Regions from separate parts of the Homo sapiens genome. Here all the other regions are linked to region 2. A link is an interaction called in ENCODE POLR2A ChIA-PET data of the cell type or tissue named here. Cell type or tissue: HepG2. All regions are shown on one strand.

What was found. ChIA-PET counts read pairs that join two places held together with the same protein. Peaks named below come from ENCODE experiments on the same cell type or tissue, not always from the same donor. Only the 100,000 strongest peaks of a DNase experiment are listed, where the experiment ranks them.
Region 1: POLR2A ChIA-PET joins it to region 2 with 6 read pairs; 9 of 35 experiments call an interaction of 5 or more read pairs at or near these places.
Region 3: POLR2A ChIA-PET joins it to region 2 with 7 read pairs; 7 of 35 experiments call an interaction of 5 or more read pairs at or near these places.

Annotation. Positions count from the first base shown.
Region 1 is chr2:70,060,908-70,064,907 of GRCh38, forward strand. All of the region lies in intron 4 of PCBP1-AS1 (PCBP1 antisense RNA 1), which reads right to left. It also overlaps a transcript of ASPRV1 not described here. Among named protein-coding and RNA genes, the nearest start is that of PCBP1-AS1, 24 kb to the right of the region's middle. In HepG2, no CTCF peak of the experiment used is centred here; no DNase peak of the experiment used is centred here.
Region 2 is chr2:69,973,876-69,977,875 of GRCh38, forward strand. All of the region lies in intron 9 of PCBP1-AS1 (PCBP1 antisense RNA 1), which reads right to left. It also overlaps a transcript of ASPRV1 not described here. Among named protein-coding and RNA genes, the nearest start is that of ASPRV1, 14 kb to the left of the region's middle. RefSeq lists enhancers at 1,860-2,371, 2,372-2,882. In HepG2, no CTCF peak of the experiment used is centred here; a DNase peak (open chromatin) is centred at 2,206.
Region 3 is chr2:70,146,739-70,150,738 of GRCh38, forward strand. It overlaps C2orf42 (chromosome 2 open reading frame 42), which reads right to left. Exons shown (of 10, transcript NM_017880.3): 10 at 3,147-3,826. The coding sequence ends at 3,618. Among named protein-coding and RNA genes, the nearest start is that of LINC01816, 23 kb to the left of the region's middle. RefSeq lists an enhancer at 2,195-2,724. In HepG2, no CTCF peak of the experiment used is centred here; no DNase peak of the experiment used is centred here.

The DNA of each region.
Region 1 (4,000 bases), 87 kb after region 2:
TGTCTCTACATACTAGGCCCTGAAGATACATAACCAGGAACAAGTTCCCTGCCCTCACAGAGCTTAAAACCCACCAGGAGAGAAAGACAAACAGTTAAGTGGTCTTATGTAAACAAATGGGGTGCTAACAGTTTCTTTATATAGAGCGGCCAGAAAAGCCCTTCAAAAGGAGATAATGCTTACTTGACAATTAAAGGCAAAGGACAGGCCGGGCACGGTGGCTCATGCCTGTAATCCCAGCACTTTGGGAGGCCGAGGCAGGTGAATCACTTGAGGTCAGGAGTTCAAGACCAGCCTGGCTAACATGGAGAAACCCCGTCTCCATGAAAAATACAAAATTAGCCGGGCATGGTGGCGCACGCCTGTAGTCCCAGCTACTTGAGAAGCTGAGACAGGAGAATCGCTTGAACCTGGGAGGCAGAGGTTGTAGTGAGCTGAGATCATGCCACTGCACTCCAGCCTGGGTGATAGAGTGAGACTCTGTCTCAAAAAAAAAAAAAAACAAAAAAAAACCTAGGGATAGTTAATTGAGACATTATGCACAGTAAAGAGTGTTCCAGGCAGAGGCTATACAGCACTGCAAAGGCCTTCAGGCCAGAAACTACTGGAGAAGGGGTCAACGAACTGTGAGCAGATGAAGGTGCCAGCAGTAGGGAAGAAGGGGCCTGGGATGAGACTTGAGAAACATGCAAGGACCAGATACTGCAGGATCCAAGTAAAGAACTCAAATCTTTTCCCTGCCTTTTCTCTAAATATGGTCTGGAGGACCGGGTGCAGTGGCTCACACCTGTAATCCCAGCACTTTGGGAGGCAAGTGGATCACCTGAGGTCAAGAGTTCAAGACTAGCCTGGCCAACATAGCGAAACCCTGTCTCTACTAAAAATACAAAAATAAAAACAAAAAATTTAGCTGGGTGTGGTGGTGGACGCCTGCATTCCTAGCTACTCTGCAGGCTGAGGCAGGAGAATCTCTTGAACCTGGGAGATGGAGGCTGCAGTAAGCTGAGATCACTCCATTGCACTGCAGCCTGGGTGACAAGAGCAAAACTCTGTCTCAAAAAAAAAAAAAAGGAGAAAATAGATATCATAGATATCTTTGGCTGAGCACGGTGGCTCACACCTGTAATCCCAGCACTGTGGGAGGCTGAGGTGGGTGGATTGCCTGATGTCAGGAGTTCGAGACCAGCCTGGCCAACATAGTGAAACCCCGTCTCTACTAAAAATACAAAAAATTAAAAAAAAAAAAATTTAGCTGGGCATAGTGGCGGGTGCCTGTAATCCCAGCTACTTGGGAGGTTGAGGCAGGAGAACTGCTTGAACCTGGGAGGCAGAGATTGCAGTGAGCCAAGATCGTGCCATTGCACTCCAGCCTGGGCAACAAGAGCGAAACTCCATCTCAAAAAAATACATATATATATGATCTGGAGACCAGATGACTGGTGTCAGAATCACCTGGCAGGCTGATCAAGCTGCAGATTCCTGGTCACCACCCCAAACCTACTCAATTAGAGTATCTAGCAGTTGATACCAGGAAATCTGCATTTTAAACAAGTATCCAGCGCCCCCTCTCTCACCCTCATGGGTAATTCTGATGCACTAAAGCTTCAAAACCATAGCTCTAGGAACAAGGCTAATGAAGAAAGGCCCTTACTTGAAGCTGGCTGTCAATGTCATAATTAGAGTACTATGTAAAGCCAGAGTCAAGCTGGGCATTAAGTAATCTAGACAGAGCAGTCTGAGCTAAGTGTGATGGTGCACACCTATATCCCGGCAACTTGGGTGGCTGAAGCAGAAGGGTCATTTGAGCTCAAGTTCAGTGCTGTAGTGTGCTATGATCACGCCTGTGAACAGCCACCACACTCCAGCTTGGGCAACATAGCGAGACCTTGTCTCTAGAAAGAGAAGTCTGAATGAATTATGGAATTTGAAGGTCCCAAAGCAGAAAATAGAAGGCAGGACATTACAGCCATGGGACTTAAGAGAACAGAAGGAGCAAGCAAAGACAGTTAGCAGTCTCAGGGAAATCACTAACAATAGTCATGATCTCCAGCTCTCTTAGGTTGGTTTTCCCAGCATGGCCCTAGGAAGGAAATGCAGGTGCCTCACCTCACAGAGACTAGATGACCAGGCCATAGACTGCCCAGTCTGTGCACATAACCACTCCATCCAATCTTCAAAACAGAACACACCGTTCCTCAGTAAGTACTCTATCTTCATGAATCCCCATCAGCCTGCAAAAGAGCTCTGAGCTACATACAAAAACATTCAGAACACCTCTAAGGGCCAGGGACTAGCGCTACCCCTCAAGACTCTCTACTTGGCACATGAGTGCCCCCTAACGCTGTCAAAATTTAAGAGCCAGGTCAGAAACCTTGATGCCCACTCCTACATACCTTCGGATCCCACCATTCACACACATCCAGCCAGTCTTCCAGTACTTTTTGCTATGCCTCACTGACAGAGTCCCGTACTATATTCTACAGAATACTCTCTCCCCAAAATTCAGAGAGAAATTCCACAGATTCATGTTGAACAGAGTCCTGAACTCCTAAGGCTGCTGAGGCCAGCTCCTATGCCTGGTTCAGTGGGAGGAGGTAGCCTGAAGAGAGCTCACTCCCTTCACCCTGTCTGAAGGAAGCTCCAGGACTACTGCAGGCTTCTGTACATGCAACTTGTTTCAAAGATAAGGGAGTTGAACCTGACATATTTAAAAGAATGGATAGGCTCTTGGCAGCAGAAATTTAGGTGGGGGAAAAGTTAAGGTAGGATTTCTGGGGATTTCATTTTAAAGTAAAGAGCCCATAAAATACAGAGAAAGTAATATACACTCTCACTCAAATCCTTGTATGTCAACTATCTGATCCTTTCTATAATCCAAAAGCTGGTTCCAAACTAAAGAGGTAAGAATGCTAAAAGATGATTTAAGTAATCCCCAAGATTATTTATGACTCTAATCCTGAATTGCTTGCCCTGTTCCTTCTTACACTCTACTCACTATCCAGGTGCTCCAGGTTTATGATTTAATGATCCTGCTTCAGCCTTGTCTCATCTTATCCTTCAGGCCTTTTGCTTCCTTCCTTGCTTAGAATTCTACTCCGCTGTCAGTTATTCTGCCCTCAGCTACCTGAAGTTAATAATATGCCTACCCAGATTCTCAACCTTTATCCTCAGGACACATGCTCCCTTCATGAGCAAGTGTTTTGTGTCAGGCTTACCCTGGTTTCATGGATATGACTTAATCATTTTAGATGGTTCATCCAGGCAAACAAGGGAATTACCAAAGATGGACGAAATAGGAAGAATGACAATGAACCAAGGGCCAGTGTTTAAAACTCACCCTGACATCCTAAAGCACAGCTTCCTAGACCTCAGGTGCTGCCCCCAATACTCTATCCCCCTCCCTAGTGCCCCACCTCAAAGGTCCTTCTAGCCACTGCTGATAAGCTTTGACTAGGAATTCATGGTGAGCACAACATAAGCTTACAGTCTAGTGAAGGACACAGACAACAAAATAATTACAATACATATGATAATTAATGGCAATGCATGCAGAGTTGTAGGATCAAGGCTAATCAGGTGAAGTTATATGTATACTAAGCTATAACTTAGATGATGAATAGGAGATATCCAGGCAGTGGCAGAGCATGGGAGGAAGGGTGTTCTAGGCACAATGAAGAGCACACGCAAAGGCCTTGCAGCAAGAAAGCACATCTAAAGAGATGTCATGAGCTGGAGGATGGGAAGGTCAAGATAGGTGACTGATGCAGATGATGCTGGAGAGGCCAAAAGGGCCTAATAGGACAAAGAAAGTTGTTTTACTATTCACTTCACAAGTATTGTCAATAATGTGTCAGACATTGTCCTAGGTGCTAGGAATACAACAATGAATAAAACAAACAATATCAGCCAGGCACAGTGGCTCACACCTGTAATCCCAGCACTTTGGGAGGCCAAGGCAGGCGGAACGTTTGAGGTCAGGAGCTCAAGACCAGCCTGGCTA
Region 2 (4,000 bases):
TGCTGCCCACTTCTGTGGTGTAAATATTCCCACTGTGGCTGATTTCAATCCACCAATATGATGTCACTGAATGCAGACTTGGGGAAAAAGCACAGTAACACAACATTATATAGTATTTCCACAGATGTAATAGATGTACATAATCTTAAAAGAATAAAGAATAATAAAATATAAAATTATTGCCAGGCATGGTGGCTCATGCCTGTAATCCCAACACTTTGGGAGACCGAGGCGGGCAGATCACCTGACGTCAGGAGTTCGAGACCAGCCTGACCAACAAGGAGAAACTCTGTCTCTAATAACAATACAAAATTAGCCAGGCATGGTGGTGCATGCCTGTTTTCCCAGCTACTCAGGAGGCTGAGGCAGGAGAATCCCTTGGACCTGGGAGGCGGAGGTTGCAATGAGCTGAGATCGTGCCATTGCACTCCAGCCTGAGCAACAAGAGTGAAACTCCATCTCAAAAAAAAAAAAATTATTAGGAAGTGATGGTTTTTGAAAATTTATTATTTTTGCCTTAATATAATTCATTTAATTGTAAGTTTATATAATTTAATTTATAATTTAATTTTTCATAATAGCTGGGTTTAACCATTGGTTCATGAAATTCCTGAAGATTTAACAATCAGCTCATAGGAACTGGTATGATCTGAGCACACCTGGATCTGAACCCCAAGCCCAGCTCTTCCTTGAGCAGGGCCCTCAAAAGGCTCTCCAAAACCTGATGGCCCTGCCCAATGTATATTTTTCAGATCTATCAGCGAAACTGAACTCATTTTCTTTCTCTCCAGTCTGCTCCTCTGTGGGCTGCCATGTTGGTGGAGGGCTTCGCCATTCACCCTGGGGTGGCAGGAGTTGTGGATGAGAACTCTGGACAGGAAGAAGGCTGGGATCAGAGGATGGGGATTTTGGAATTGTTTAGAGCAGAGGTGAAATAGTTTTGGGTAATGACAATGTTGGGTGGGTGAAGAGTCCCTGGGCTGAGGAGGGCACAGAACCGTAAGGCTAGGCTGTTCCTGGAGGTCGGGGTATGGGCTGATGGCATGTTCACACTCCTGTTACATCTTCTGTCAACTAGCTTCCCTGCAACAAGCTGTGTCTGACAGTCCTCCAGAGCTCCTGGGGCAGGGGTCCCAGAGCCGACTGTGGGTCACACGCGACAAACTCCCACACCCATATTCCTCTGGGATTGCTCCAGGCTAAGGTTGGATTCTCAGGCAGGAGGAAGGAGGATCAGCCTTGGCCAGAGGCACAGAAAGCTGCAAAGCCCCCAGCCCCTCCCTTGAAGGGCAGAGCTCCTTTTGAGGACAGAGAAGATCTGGAGGGGATGTGGAGGCAGGTGTTTAACAGAGGACTTGAATGTATCTGGGATTTCCATGGCAGTGATGCCTGGACGGAGGCCAGAGTGTCCTAGGTGAAGTGGGGGATTCTGAATGGAGCCCACAGACAGCAAGAGCCCAGCCTGCAACCCACCTTTCCTTTCACGTCACCTGACTCCCTGTCCGCACTGCTGCCCCTCGGCCTCCCTGCCGGTGCTGCTCCTCCCCCGAGAAGCTTCCCTGCCTCCTCCCATGTACTTCAGGGAACTGGTAAGTTTGGAAAGCACCCAGAATTACTTGAGGAAAAGACTGTAGCAAGTACAATTTGAATTTGCCAAGAGACTTTGCCACCAAATTCACTTGCCTAGAGAGAGAGGCGAAGTCCATGGGTTTCTCCCTGTGGTTCTGTGGCTTCACCGGGAAAATGTGGGCCTTGCTGAGCTATGGAGGGGAAAGGAAAGGAGCGTGAAGGAGACAGGAGGCAGAAGCTCCTCACAGTGCCCAGCACGCAGTAGGGGCCGAGATGATGTGCTGAATGATGGGCCTCATGGCCATGTGAGTGGAAGGCCAGGCAGAGCTGCTTGTTTAATATCTCCTACTCTTTCCCCCGTGGTCAGTGAATTTGCTTTTGGTTTTGAATTTGCTTTGGCTGAACCAGGGACAATTTCTACATGGCCTTGAGGCCACAGGCATATGTAGTCAACTGCACACCTCAGGGTGCAAGGGGTTACACCTGTTCCTTGCTCAAAAGTCATGGGAAGTTGCTAAACAGACCAAAAGAAGAACCAGCACGCTTACTGCTCTCCGTCCTCCCCTTCCCCACCCCACCCCCAGCTGTTAGCTCACAGAGGGTCAAAACAGGCAAGATAAAATCTGTCCAACTCACAGCTTCAAAGGAACACAAGTTAGACATGTGACCCAACCGCACCCAGCCTTGTCCCTCCCAGGTGCATGGCCCTGGAAGGCCCAACCCTCCGGCCACGTGGTCCGTGTAGAGGCCAGGTGGGCAAAGCCTTCCGTTCCAGACCCAGTGCTGCCCTCCCATGAGATCCCAATCTGATTTTGGTCTTCTTGTAGTTCTCCTTGGAAGCCAGGCCCAGCCCCACACTGCCTCCTCCTCACGCTCACCTGGCTCCCTCCAATCCGATCTGGGGCAGGAGGCGATGCAGACCGCAGTCTTCACCGCAACCTCGACCCTGAGGGCCCAGAGTCAGTGCTGGAGCCACCTACCAGGAGTCACTTCCATAGCCCTTGAGGCTGAATGAGAGCCCTCGGGTTCTTGGATAGCAGAGAACACAACCCAGACATGGCTCTGGATATGAAACAAATCCTTTCTGAACCTGACACCAGACTTTTCCCCAGAGGTGATTTTTTAATTATTTTTTGAATGCTTTCCAGATTTGACTGAATGAATGGGTGACAATGACCCTAAGTCATGAGCCTTCAAGGCCTGTACACTTGTGGGTTAAGAAAGCCCTTTCTCAGCCTGGCATGGCTGGCCCCCTCCCTTTCCCCCTCCAGGCACAGAGTGTCCTGGTAAGGTATGATGGCACAATACAGCCTCTCCACGCCTTATTTCCACCATCTCCTGTCACTGTGCCCCCATCAAAGCACACACAGAGAGAGTCCCAAATCAGACCAACCTATAGGAACAGAGTGCCCCTGACAAAACACACACACTCATACACCGAGGAGACACAAACTGGGCAAAAATGGGACAGGCAAGGTGACTCATGCCTGTAATTCCAGCACTTTGGGAAGCCGCGGCAGGTGGATCGCCTGAGGTCAGGAGTTCGAGACCAGCCTGGCCAACATGGTGAAACCCCGTCTCTACTAAAAATACAAAACTTGGCCAGGCATGGTGGCGCGCACCTGTAGTCCCAGCTACTCGGGAGGCTGAGGCAGGAGAATCACTTGAACATGGGAGGAGGAGGTTGCACCACTGCACTCCAGCCTGGGCTACAGAGTGAGACTCTGTAAAAAAAAATAAAAAATAAAAAGGAAAAAAATTGGGCAAAAATGTAGAAATTCAATTTTACTGAACTTTTTTAAAAAATTATGGGAATTCCCAGTGTCTCAAAAGAAAATGACAACCTCCAGACAAGCACATTTAAGTAAACAACATAAAGGCACTGACAGCCACTGTGGGTGGGAAGTCACTGGCAATGGGAGCCCTGCCCCCTCAGGGTTCCGTCATTGTTTTGCAGGTGCGATTCCTGCTTCCCCCACCATTCTGTAAGTTGTGTAAGATGCTGTCGAAAGATCACGGGGCTGAAAGGCAGGAACCTCATGTTCCAAACCCAAGACTGGCCCGGTATCTGCGTGACCTTGGGCGAGGTCCTCTGCATCTCTGAACTATCGTGTCTCCATCTGTAAAATGAAGGTTGACCTTCCTGGATAATTTCGTCTTGGGTTTCTACTGTACTCTCACTCTACCTGGCCCATTACCACCTAGGAGGGGCCTAATAAATACAAATGAAAAGAAGTGGCCCCAAATGATCTTTTAGTCAATATAACCCCAATTCTGGTTTCAGCTAAGATTTGGATACAGAAAGTACCATTTCCCCACTAGTTCAATGGGAAAGTTGGGTGGAATGCATCTTTGGAGGGTCACAAAGTGGAAATTAGTAACTCCAGAGGGGGGAGTGAAGAAAAGGAGGTGACAAAGTAGCCAGTGGGAC
Region 3 (4,000 bases), 170 kb after region 2:
TTTGAGATGAGTCTCGCCTCTATGGCCAGGGTGGAGTGCAGTGGTGCGATCTTGGCTCACTGCAACCTCTGCCTCCCAGGTTCAAGCGATTCTCCTGCCTCAGCCTCCCGAGTAGCTGGGACTACAGGCACGCGCCAACACGCCTGGCTAATTTTTGTATTTTTAGTAGAGACGGGGTTTCACCATGTTGGCCAGGATGGTCTCAATCTCTTGATCTTGTGATCTGCCCACCTCAGCCTCCCAAAGTGCTGGGATTACAGGCATGAGCCACTGTGCCGGGCATGCCTCATCTAGTTTTATCTTCTCCACCTATCCAAACCCTTCCTCTCCTTTGAAGCCCAATTCAAGTTCTAGGTCTCTGTGCACCTCCCTGGATTCTCAACAATTTTCCCTATTGTCTGACGCACTTAGGAGCTGACACAAACCAGCCCCTCAATCCCAGAGGGTAGACAACACAATGTGGTTATTCCTTCTCTTTTAGAGGCATAGTACCTCTCTTACCAAAAATGTCTCCCCCTCTGTTAGGCCAATCAGTGCCTTTTTGGGGGCTGGGAGGGGTTCTGCCTTTTGGATCAGAGAGTGGAGCAGTGAGTCCTGCTCCAGTGAGGAAGCCATACATTCAGGCACTTCAGGAGCCAGAATTCCTACTAGGGGAGCTGCTCTGTGCTGAGATCAAATGAAGCCCCAGAGAGAGGCAGAAATGGGTCAGATGGACCCTAGCTCCACAGGTCCCGAGGCCCAGCCACATCAGCTCCAGCCCAGTGTGGTTGTCTAGCTCTGCTTTAGTGTCCACAAGCCAGTCATTCATACCTATTTTGCCCAAGCTGGTTAACTGGCTTTCTGTCACTCGCAATTCAAAGTACCTGGTATGGCCGAGCGTGGTGGCTCACGCCTGTAATCCCAGCACTTTGGGAGGTCGAGGAGGGCAGATCACGAGGTCAGGAGTTCAAGACCAGCCTGGCCAACATAGTGAAACCCCGTCTCTACTAAAAATACAAAAAAAAAATAAAAAAAATTAGCTGGGAATAGTGGCGGGTGCCTGTAGTCTCAGCTACTTGGGAGGCTGAGGCAGGAGAATCGCTTGAACCCAGGAGGCGGAGGTTGCAGTGAGCCGAGATCACGCCACTACACTCCAGCCTGGCGACACAGTGAGACTCCATCTCAAAAAACAAACAAAAACAAAGAAAGTACCTGGCACATAGTAGGCATGCAAGAAATGTTCATTCCCTTCTTTCCTCCTTAAAGATAGGCTTATACTTCTGGGTCTTTCAGTATCTCTATTCTGTGATCATTCAATCAGAAACAGCAATTGAATTTTACTAACTGAGAATATATAGAGATACAAGTATGAAGTGAACAAGCTATTACAGGCATTAGTTTTAAACAGCAATATTCCCTTGATACCTGTGAGAGGTGACAGCGTGCTGGCAGTCCTCAGAGCCCTCGCTTGCTCTCGGCACCTCCCCTGCCTGGGCTCCCACTTTGGTGGCATTTGAGGAGCCCTTCAGCCCCCCACTGCACTGTGGGAGCCCCTTTCTGGGCTGGCCAAGGCTGGGAGGTGTGGAGGGAGAGGCACGAGCGGGAACCTGGGCTGTGTGCGGCGCTTGCGGGCCAGCTGGAGTTCCCGGTGGGCGGGGACTTGGTGGGCCCCGCACTCGGAGCAGCCAGCCAGCCCTGCTGGCCCCGGGCAATGGGGCACTTAGCACCTGGGTCAGTGGCTGCGGAGGGTGTACTGGGTCCCCCAGCAGTGCTGGCCCACCAGCGCTGCGCTCGATTTTTCGCCGGGCCTTAGCTGCCTTCCTGCGGGGCAGGGCTTAGGACCTGCGGCCCGCCATGCCTGAGCCTTCCACCCACTCCATGGGCTCCTGTGCGGCCCGAGCCTCCCTGACGAGCACCACCCCCTGCTCCACAGTGCCCAGTCCCATCGACCACCCAAGGGCTGAGGAATGTGAGCGCATGGCGCAGGACTGGCAGGCAGCTCCACCTGCAGCCCCAGTGTGGGATCCACTGGGTGAAGCCAGCTGGGCTCCTGAGTCTGGGGGGGAATGTGGAGTCTTTATATCTAGCTCAGGGATTGTAAATACACCAATCAGCACCCTGTGTTTAGCTCAAGGTTTGTGAGTGCACCAGTCGACACTCTGTATCTAGCTGCTCTGGTGGGGACGTGGAGAGTCTTTATATCTAGCTCAGGGATTGTAACTACACCAATCAGCACCCTGTGTTTAGCTCAAGGTTTGTGAGTGCACCAATCAACACTCCGTATCTAGCTGCTCTGGTGAGGATGTGGAGAACCTTTATGTCTAGCTCAAGGATTGTAAATACACCAGTCGGCACTCTGTATCTAGCTCAAGGTTTGTAAACACACCAATCAGCACCCTGTGTTTAGCTCAAGGTTTGTGAGTGCACCAATCGACACTCTGTATCTAGCTGCTATGGTGGGGCCTTGGAGAACCTGTGTGTGGAAACTCTGTATCTAACTAATCTGATGGGGACGTGGAGAACCTTTGTATCTAGCTCAAGGATTGTAAACGCACCAATCAGCACCCTGACAAAACAGGCCACTCGGCTCTACCAATCAGCAGGATGTGGGTGGGGCCAGATAAGAGCATAAAAGCAGGCTGCCAGAGCCAGCATTGACAACCCGCTCGGGTCCCCTTCCACACTGTGGAAGCTTTGTTCTTTCGCTCTTTGCAATAAATCTTGCTACTGCTCTCACTCTTTGGGTCCATGCTGCTTTTATGAGCTGTAACACTCACCGCGAAGATCTGCAGCTTCACTCCTTAGCCCAGCGAGACCACGAGCCCACCGGGAGGAATGAACAACTCCAGACGCGCTGCCTTAAGAGCTGTAACACTCACCGCGAAGGTCTGCAGCTTCACTCCTGAGCCAGCAAGACCACGAACCCACCAGAAGGAAGAAACTCCGAACGCATCTGAACATCAGAAGGGGCAGACACCAGACGCGCCACCTTAACAGCTGTAACACTCACCGCGAGGGTCCGCGGCTTCATTCTTGAAGTCAGTGAGACCAAGAACCCACCAATTCCGGACACACCTGGATCTCTTTTTCCAGTATCACTATCAGTTAAATCCCGCCTCCCCCCCCCGAAATTTATAATTTTATAAACAGGCAACCATGAGATATAATTAGGAAAAACTAGTGACACTGCTTTATTTGAGAACAGAATAAAGAGCGTGGCTGGAACTCTGCCAAGATGGTCTTTAACATTCTGCCCTAACCAGGGTGTTAACTTTCCAACACTGTTGGTGTATGGCTGAGTGCTGCAGATTTCTCAGAGAATTAGCAAAAGGTTGAAATAAACGCTAAAGATGAGTCCGTAAGAAGGAAAATAAGCTGGTTTTCTTTCTGTTCCTTTTAAAACTCTAGCCAGAAATACTGCCCAATGCATAATGAAGACTGTACACAGCAGCATCAAAAAGGCTATTTACAAGAGATTTTCTTCAACAGAATCCACTTGAAAGCACTGAGAATTTGCATCTTAGCTAAGAGCAGTTTACCAAGGAACAGGGCCATCTAAGTGCCTAACTAGCATTTAAAGTTGTCAAGGGGTGGGGATGTGCAAATTAAGCAGCAAAAGATTATTATCTTGTTTTGCTTTAAGGGAAAGTAATAGTGGTCAGAGGGGCCAGTTCCAAGGGCTGGTCCAAGGGGGGCCGCTGGTCTTGGTACTCCGCCACATGCCCATTCCGGTGGTGGCCATACTCAAACTTGATCCGCAGCTCGCCAATCTTAGATTGGGGAAGGATATCTGGGATCCACTCGATGATGAAAGGTGTTGGCTCCTTTTGATCTGGGGAAGTGTTGCCTAAAGAGAAGAAAGGAGTATTAGTACAATTCCACCTAACTCTAATGGGTGTTCCTAATTGCAAAAAAAGTGTCCGGAATTGGAGCAGCCTGTTCAGCTTTGATAATCAGAAGGCCGAATGAGGTTTATAAATTCAGTGGTGATTGGGATATCAGATTTATTGATCATCATGAA